Regions from separate parts of the Mus musculus genome. Here region 2 is linked to region 1. A link is a loop called in an ENCODE intact Hi-C map of the cell type or tissue named here. Cell type or tissue: left cerebral cortex. All regions are shown on one strand. Region 1 holds the start of Prdm2 (PR domain containing 2, with ZNF domain). Region 2 overlaps Prdm2 (PR domain containing 2, with ZNF domain).

What was found. A loop is a pair of places that touch in the nucleus more often than their neighbours do. Peaks named below come from ENCODE experiments on the same cell type or tissue, not always from the same donor. Only the 100,000 strongest peaks of a DNase experiment are listed, where the experiment ranks them.
Region 2: it touches region 1 in a loop (4-fold over the local background); 18 of 42 quality-filtered maps call a loop at or near these places.

Annotation. Positions count from the first base shown.
Region 1 is chr4:143,210,326-143,214,325 of GRCm38, reverse strand. It overlaps Prdm2 (PR domain containing 2, with ZNF domain), which reads left to right and starts at 1,617. Exons shown (of 10, transcript NM_001081355.3): 1 at 1,617-1,711. In left cerebral cortex, a CTCF peak has its summit at 1,893; DNase peaks (open chromatin) are centred at 1,440, 1,570, 1,886 and 2,277; H3K4me3 peaks cover 1,877 bases; H3K27ac peaks cover 1,664 bases.
Region 2 is chr4:143,162,049-143,166,048 of GRCm38, reverse strand. It overlaps Prdm2 (PR domain containing 2, with ZNF domain), which reads left to right. Exons shown (of 10, transcript NM_001081355.3): 6 at 3,867-3,993. Among named protein-coding and RNA genes, the nearest start is that of Mir7021, 28 kb to the right of the region's middle. In left cerebral cortex, a CTCF peak has its summit at 1,892; a DNase peak (open chromatin) is centred at 3,818; H3K4me3 peaks cover 480 bases; H3K27ac peaks cover 864 bases.

The DNA.
Region 1 (4,000 bases):
TAGCCTCTACATTTGCAGGAGATTAAATTTCTGTTGTTTTAAGACATCAAATCTGAAACCGTTGCCCCAGGGGAAAAAGGCATTGTCATATCAGATTAAAGACAGGAAGAACAGCCACTGCCTTCTTGGCATGGTGTTCTCTGGTTTTACCATGTCATGTTTTGATTTGACAAAAATCAAAATCCCCTATATTTCCTTTTGCATTCTATTGGATGCCAGGGGGTAAGTAGATTTTCTTTTAAAATGATGGCTATGGCAGTTTGGTGGTAGATGAGGTGGTGGTCTCCCTTTTGCTCCCACGCTACCTCAGATGATTTTTGATGCATATACTTAGTAAGGTGTTAATCAAATAAAGAGTGCAAATTCCAGTGGCAGCCTGTACCATAATAGTGTATATTCTAGTGACAAGTTTGCATGTCTCTCTTAGGTTTGTAAACTCTTGACTAGTGAGAGACATAAGCAAACATTTGAGGTTTTATTTCCTCTCTCCACGGGCTCTGTGGTGATCCAGACCTTGACAACACTTGACATTGTCCTCACCTGTCAACAGTACTGATGAGATAATCACCATGTCACCAATCCTTTACAGAGTATACCACAATCCACGTTGATTGACGTACTTTCTAAACAACAGGTACATTTGATGAGCTTGTCTGGTCTTTCCAAAGTTTTGGAGGCACATTTGAACATAATACATTATCTATTTTTCAGATCCTTTTCTCAGAGGACTAATACGGCCCACTACACTTAGATTTTTTTTTTTTTTCCTTTCTTCTCAGAGGATAGCTTTATCTTGAAGTACTCATGGCTCTGGGTACCATCTAGATGTGACAAGTAACTTTCATCTCTCTACAACTTCAGATTGATTGGCAACTATGTTCCCGTCAAACCTCTTTTCTGGGATGTCAGAAGTGGTCTCCAGTTCAATCCAATCCATCTCCAGCTCACTTGTTTGTAAATAGTGGTGCAGTTCCCAAGGGCAAGATGAAGGCCATGCTGGGTACCACAGAGCCTTGGCACTGACCTAGGCCCATAGCTGGCAGTTAGCAAATGCCTCCTGGTAAGGGATGAATACAGCCGCTCAGTTGCATCTGCTTTGCTGAAGTTTCGGGTTTGTGTGTGTGTGGCTATATTGGTCCTTTGCACACCATTTAAACGGTCTATTTGCCTGGCAGTGGTCTAGTGAGTGGCCTTCAGAGTGGATTCTGCTCTTGTTTTTCTTGAAACAAGGTCTAAGGGTGTGGTCCTGCCTTCCTGGAATTCACTATGTAGCTCTGGCTGCTTCTGCCTCGAGTTTGGGGATTAAAGTGTGCGCCACCACGCCAGTCAGTCGCGGTCGTCTGAAGTAGGGTGGCTTCTCTGACCAACTCTTGAGTTTCTCAGCCCTAACTCTATAGTGGTCAGGCTGGCCCGGCCATGGCGACGCGGGCTTCCCTTCGAGGTAATAACGCTCTGGGGCGAGCGGCGAGTCCGTGATTGACAGAGAGGGCGACACAGTCCGCCGGGGTCACGCCTGACCGTCGTGTTGAGCTCCTCGGGGTCGCAGGCCACGAGCTACGCGCGGGGTCGGGGTCGGGGTCGGGGGTTGTGGGCGCCGTGCCGACGTCACTTCCGGCCGGAGCCAAGATGGCGGCGGCGCGGCCGCGGGCGCCAGAGCGACGGCGGCGGCTGCGGCTCTGGGCTCGCTGAAGCGTTGGCACGTCGCGCTCTGGTGAGGAGCGGCGGAGCCGGGGAGGGCGGGCGGGCCTCGGGGGAATGTCCCTTGGTGTCAGTGAGGAGTGTGGCCACCGCGGCGGGGGCGACCGGGCCGGGCGCTAAGGGGATTGCGGGGCGGGCTGACGCGCCCCCTTCGAGCTTCCTCCGAACGGCCGGGAACCGGTGGCTGGCGCTGGCGCCGACGCGAGGCGGCGCGAAGGCTCCCGCTCCGCGGCTCTTAAGTCCCCGCGGCCAAGTTTCGGGTCCGTTTGGTGACGGCGCGGCGGACTCGGGGTGCGCGGCTGCGGGGTCGGCGGGGAGCGCACGTGGGCCCCGGGCGGTCCCCATCCGCAGGGCTGCGCTGATCTCTGCTCTTTTGTGTCCCGGGTTGAATGTGCGAGCGCATCTGCAATCCTCGAGTTGGTTCTGTGCCTCGAGCCTTTGTGTTTTTCACCCCCGTATAGTTTCCGTGTGCTATAAACCTGCCAGTGGGCTCCTCGAGTGTCCCCCATCGACCCACTGGTGCATACGTGCATGTGTCACAGGTGTGCGCTAGCATACATAGGACTGGTTTGCGTTCGTCAAAAGATCCATCTACTATGTCTCCGAGGGTGACGAGCGAGACACGAAATAGACCTTAACAGGTCAGTGTTCTTCCACGATCCACGCGTGAAGCACCGGCCAATGGCCTAGCACTTACCGTTAGGTCGGGCCTCGAGCTGGGGAAACAATCCCACAGATCGCCGGGAAGCCCCGTTGCCTCTTACTACCCAGCTGGAATTTACACCTAGAGAAATGGGGTTTCCCTTCACCCCCCGCATTTCATGTATTGAGGATTTGGGTGTATTTGACACGTGAACTGCCTTTTGCCAAGTTCCAGTGCCTTGCCCTTAGGACCCTTTAATGAAACACGGGAATGTTTGTTTCTAGTACACAGTGTCCCCAGAACATGACTAAAATTGTATCTCAAAGTTTTTTTGTTTACTTCGAGGTTATTCTTTAAAGTAATATATACAGCAAAGACAACCTCCCAATGGTTTTTTGTTTGTTTTTTGGTTTTTGTTTTTCTTTTACCTACAATAGCACAGACTACAGTTGGATCATTCTGCCCACGATGATATTGGAAAAGAGGTTTTAGGATATTAAGAGGAGGAACTGAGAGACATTATTCTGTTGTTTTCCTGTTCTATAGAGTTCTGTTTTTGAGATTGCACGCAGCTGCCACCCTCCAAGCTCTCTTTCACACACTTTATTTGATGAAATTTCTTTTTCATGAGCAATCTCGCCATAGCTTTGAAAACCTTCAGAGATCATTTAATAAGCCCCCTTTATTCCAAGCCATGGGAAGAGAGCTGTAAATCCATTGTTGGAAGCAACACTCAGCTGCATTTGGTGTTATTTCAGGGCTCGACCCTTCCCTGCCCCCCCCCCCCAAAAAAAAGCCGTCGATGCATTTACAAAGTTATTAGAACCAGGGACATAATGAGAATGCTCAATGAATGTTCGCTGTTTGTTGATGGAAGACTTGGCTTCGTTGAGGTTTGAGGTGGTTTGTTTTACATTTTCTATGCAGTGCTCGGGATAAGAAGGTGTAACTTTGTAATAATGTATTAGCTCTGTAAGCACAAAACAGCAAAACAGTCGCACTGGAAGACAGTTGGAAAACAGAGGCGCACAAAGAAGGAATAGAAACCGCCTGTAAACTTCCGCCTCCTCAGATAGCCATTGTTAACATTGTAGCAGATTGTCACTAGTCAGTCCCTCATGGTGTGCCTGCTTGTATTTCTTTATTCACATACATTCATTTATAGAAGCATGCACTTCTGTATAATAGTCTATAGAGAATTGATATGTTGTGTATATCGATGAGGCTTGTCTTTCATTATGCTGTTGTGTGTTTCTATGTCTTTAACTGTTCTTCAATTTGATGTTTAATGGCTGATATGTGGATGGGCCATCATTCATTAACCAATCCCACATTGATTTTCAAGGCTTCTAAAGTCTGACATTTCTTTTCATTAATTTTCGGAAGTTTTTTCTCTGTGATGAATTTAAAAATTCTGCAACTATTTAAGATGTGAAAACTGGAAAATCTGCTTTGGTAGTGTCTGATGATACATCTTTTTTTGTTTGTTTGTTTGTTTCAGCTACCTAAGAAGTAACCTCCCTGATTTCTCTGTGGTGTCTGTAGCTCACACATATCTGCACACAGTTCCTTTTGATGATTATTTTATACTGGCTATTTATTTATTAATGGGATTTTTTTTTCTTTTTTCAGAATGCTGATATCTTTTCAACTTTAGAT
Region 2 (4,000 bases), 48 kb after region 1:
GTGTTAGAGTTTTTCTGCTGTGAACAGACACCATGACCAAGGCAACACATACAAGGACATTTAACTGGGGCTGGTTTACAGGTTCAGATGTTCAGTCCATTATCATCAAGGCAGGAACATGGCAGCATCCAGGCAGGCATGGTGCAGGCAGAGCTGAGAGTTCTATATCTTCATCTGAAGGTTGCTAGCAGAAATCTGGCTTGCAGGCAGCTAGGATGAGAGAGTCTTATAGCCCACACCCATAGTGACACACCTAATTCACAAGGCCACACCTTCTAATAGTGCCACTCCCTAGGCTGAGCATATACAAACCATCACATTCCACTCCCTGGCCCCCATAGGCTTGTTCATACACTTGAGTCTAAGAGGGCCAAAGCTAAACAGCACAATGCAAAATACATTTAGTCCAACTTCAAAAGTCTCCATAGTCTATAGCAGTCTCAACAATGTTAAAAGTTCAAAGTTCAAAGTCTCTTCTGAGATTTGTTCAATCACTTAACTGTAATCCCCAAAGCAAGACAGGAAACCAACTGGGCAAACTTCAAACTTTGAATCTTTAAGGCTGATGTCAAAGCAGCCTTCAGATTTCCAACTCCTTTTTTACTTTTGTTGACTGCAGCAAACTTCTTTCTCCTGGGCTGGTTCCACTCCCTGTTAGCAGCTTTCTTCAGCAGATAGCCCACAGCTCTGGCATCTCAAAAATCTTTGGGTCTCCAAGGCAACTTAAGTGTTACATCTTGTTTCAGTGTCTGGGATCCACATATGATCTTCTGTGCCTTCTCCAAAGGGCTAGCATCACTTCTCCAGCTCTGCCCTTTGTAGCACTCTAAGCTCAGGTTGATCCACTCCACTGCTGTTGCTGTTCTTGGTGATCATCTCATGGTGCTGAGACCTCCAATACGCTGGGGTCTTCTGCTGCAGCTAGGCTTCACCAATAGCCTCTCATAGGCTTTCTTCATGATTCCAAGTCTCAACTCCTTGCATGACCCCCTTTAGTCCTGGGCCATTAACTGCTACTGAAGCTGTACCTTCACCATGGCCTTCCCTGGCCTCTCACAGTGCCTAGCCTCAGCTGCTCTTCATGACCCCTTCATGCCTTCAAAACCAGTACCATTTGGGTGACTCTTACACAATACCAAGTTCAGCTGTACTATGAAAAACAACCTTGACTATCTCTAGAACACAGCTTCTTTGAGCTCTCAGAAATAGTTCCCAGAAGATTTCCCAGAAGACCAGAGATGCTGTGTTCTCTCTCTCTCTCTCTCTCTCTCTCTCTCTCTCTCTCTCTCTCTCTCTCTCTCTCTCTCTCTCTCTCTCTCTTGTTTTTGTTTTGAGACAGGGTTTCTCTGTGTAGTCCTGGCTGTCCTGGAACTCTCTCTGTAGACCAGGCTGGCCTCGATTCAGAAATCCACCTGCCTCTGCTTCCCAAGTGCTGGGATTAAAGGCATGTGCCACCATTGACTGGTACTGGTCTCTTCTTAATCACCACTAATTTTTTAGCTGCAGCTAACCAGCTTCAATTGTCCCAGTATTCCTTTCTATTCTGGACTCTCAAGCCAGAGCCATGTGTCCAAAGCTGCCAAATTCTGCTGCTTGCAGGGGTTGGAACATGGCCCCCTTGTTCTATTACATTATCACCAGCTTTCTGTTTTCCAACTCCTTTACTACCTAAGCTTGGCTGCCCTGGAACTTTCTCTGTACATGACTTTGAACTTGGAGATCTTCATGTCTGTCTCCTAAACACTGGGATTAAAGTTGTAGTCCACCAAACCTGGATTTAAGTTTGTGTTTTGTTTTTTTATTCTCGCATAGAGCTTGCTCTGTTCAGTCTATTCTTGAACTCAGAGATCTATTTGTCTTTGCCTCCTGGTGTTGAAGGTTTGTACTACCATGCCTGAACCTAAAATTAGCTGGGTGGGCTCTTGCCCCAAGGAAGGCTGCTAGCAGAATACTGGCTTCCAGGCAGCTAGGATGAGAGAGGGTCTTAAAGCTCACACCCACAATGACACACCTACTCCAATGGGGCCACACTTTCTAATAATGCCACTCCATGGACCAAGCATATACAAACCATCACACTGTCTAAACTGAACATTTCTGTTTGAATTTCTGCTTTAAAACAAAAATAAGGACTGAGTGTTGTGTACACACTTTTAATGCCAGAGCTTGGGAGGTAGAGCACAGGTGGATCTCTTAAATTCAAAGCTAGCCTGGTCTACTAGAGTTCCCAGGCTAGTCCAGGTTACATAGTTGAGTGAGACCCTGTCTCAAAAAGCCAAAACAAACAGCAAACAAAACCTCTAGGACCAAACTCTTCCATAGCCCCAGTATGCTGCACACGAGGAAGCCAGCACCATGGCAGTATTCTATCAGCTGATCTGCCTACTCAGTCACATCCTTGGAGACAGAGCTCTGGCTCTCATTTGTCTCCTAGGCTTGGGCAGTTACTTTGGTCTTTGATAACTTTTCAGTTCTGAGGAGACTCAGTTTGGCCTTCCTTTTGATTAGATTCCACTTATGCCTTTGGGCATCCAAGACGGGCTCTGTCCTCTGCGTGGTCTCAGGAGGCAGGGGCTGTCCATCTGACTCATTATAAAGACTCTTCCTCCATCTGTGGCTGATAGCTGTTTATGGGCAGAGGCTTTGACAGGAAGCAAATGTTCTGATACTTCTCACACTCACCCAAGGACAGTAGGTCCACTGGGGAGCCTTGTCTGGATCAATCTGTGTTGATGATTGCAATATGGGTTATTTTAATTGCCTCATTCCCACTCATTCTACACTAAGCAAAAACATTCCCTTTTGTGTGTCTCTTCCTGTGATCATCGGTGTCAGCATGTGGGTTTAGATGGGCTTTACTTGAACTTTCTGAACAGATGGGTTCCTGACAATGAAAGACAACTATTAGCTACCTTCCCAGTTCTGTTTAGGCCTCACTTTTCTACTCAAAATATTTCTTCAGGATGTTGCAGGTGTAGTTATATGATGGTGTGACTGTGAAGAATTTAATGTTTTAGGAGCATAATTCATGGAAGGTATTCTTAGGATTTCTGTAACTAGAAGTTGCGATATACACTCTTGATGTGTTTTCAGAGGCCTGCGCTACTTTGATGACTCTGCATTGAGAATGCTATCTTAGGCTCTGAGCTCAGAGCTTTAAAATACTTAACATAGTGGTTGTGTGCATGGATAAAGGTGCACAACGTTCCTGCTTAACTTGTGCTTGGAATCTAAAACGTATGCTGCTAGCTCTCATGCCATTTGCTTAGTAGCACTTTACATTTCTCATTCAATGAAATTTCATGGGCAAAATGGTCTCATGTTTTCTCTTTTGCTTTGTTGGCATGAGGCTTGGGACTAGCTGTAAGAATCTATTGATGGCCGGGCGGTGGTGGCACACGCCTTTAATCCCAGCACTTGGGAGGCAGAGGGAGTCTGGTCTACAGAGTGAGTTCCAGGACAGGCAGAGCAACACAAGAGAAACCCTACCTCGAAAAAAATAAAAAAGAATCTGTTGATGGAGGCTGAGCACTAGGCCCAGATCAGCCGGTGCGTGCATTCCTGCGAGCCTCTGTGACAAGCTGCCAGGTTGTCCTGCTTGTCCGGAGCGCCCTGCCTTGGCCTTGCCAGCCAAGGAATTTTCTGCTAGCCCTGGCCGCGGCTCCGCCTTCTGCCCCGCCTACGTCGTAGGGTCCGCCTCCTCCCCGCGCGCGCCCTGGCCCCGCCTCCCTCCGCGCGTGCCCGCGGCGGCGGCGCCCTCCCGACAGCTGTTTGCGGTCGGCGCGCCGCTCTTGCCCGCTGTCGTGCCGCCCCCGCCAACAACCGCGTTTCTGATTGGTCTGCCCCTTGTCTCTTCTCTTTGGTAGCCAATCGCGCCTGGCGAGGAGCTCCTGGTCTGGTACAATGGGGAAGACAACCCCGAGATAGCAGCTGCGATTGAGGAAGAGCGAGCCAGCGCCCGGAGCAAGCGGAGCTCCCCGAAGAGCCGGAGAGGTAGGAA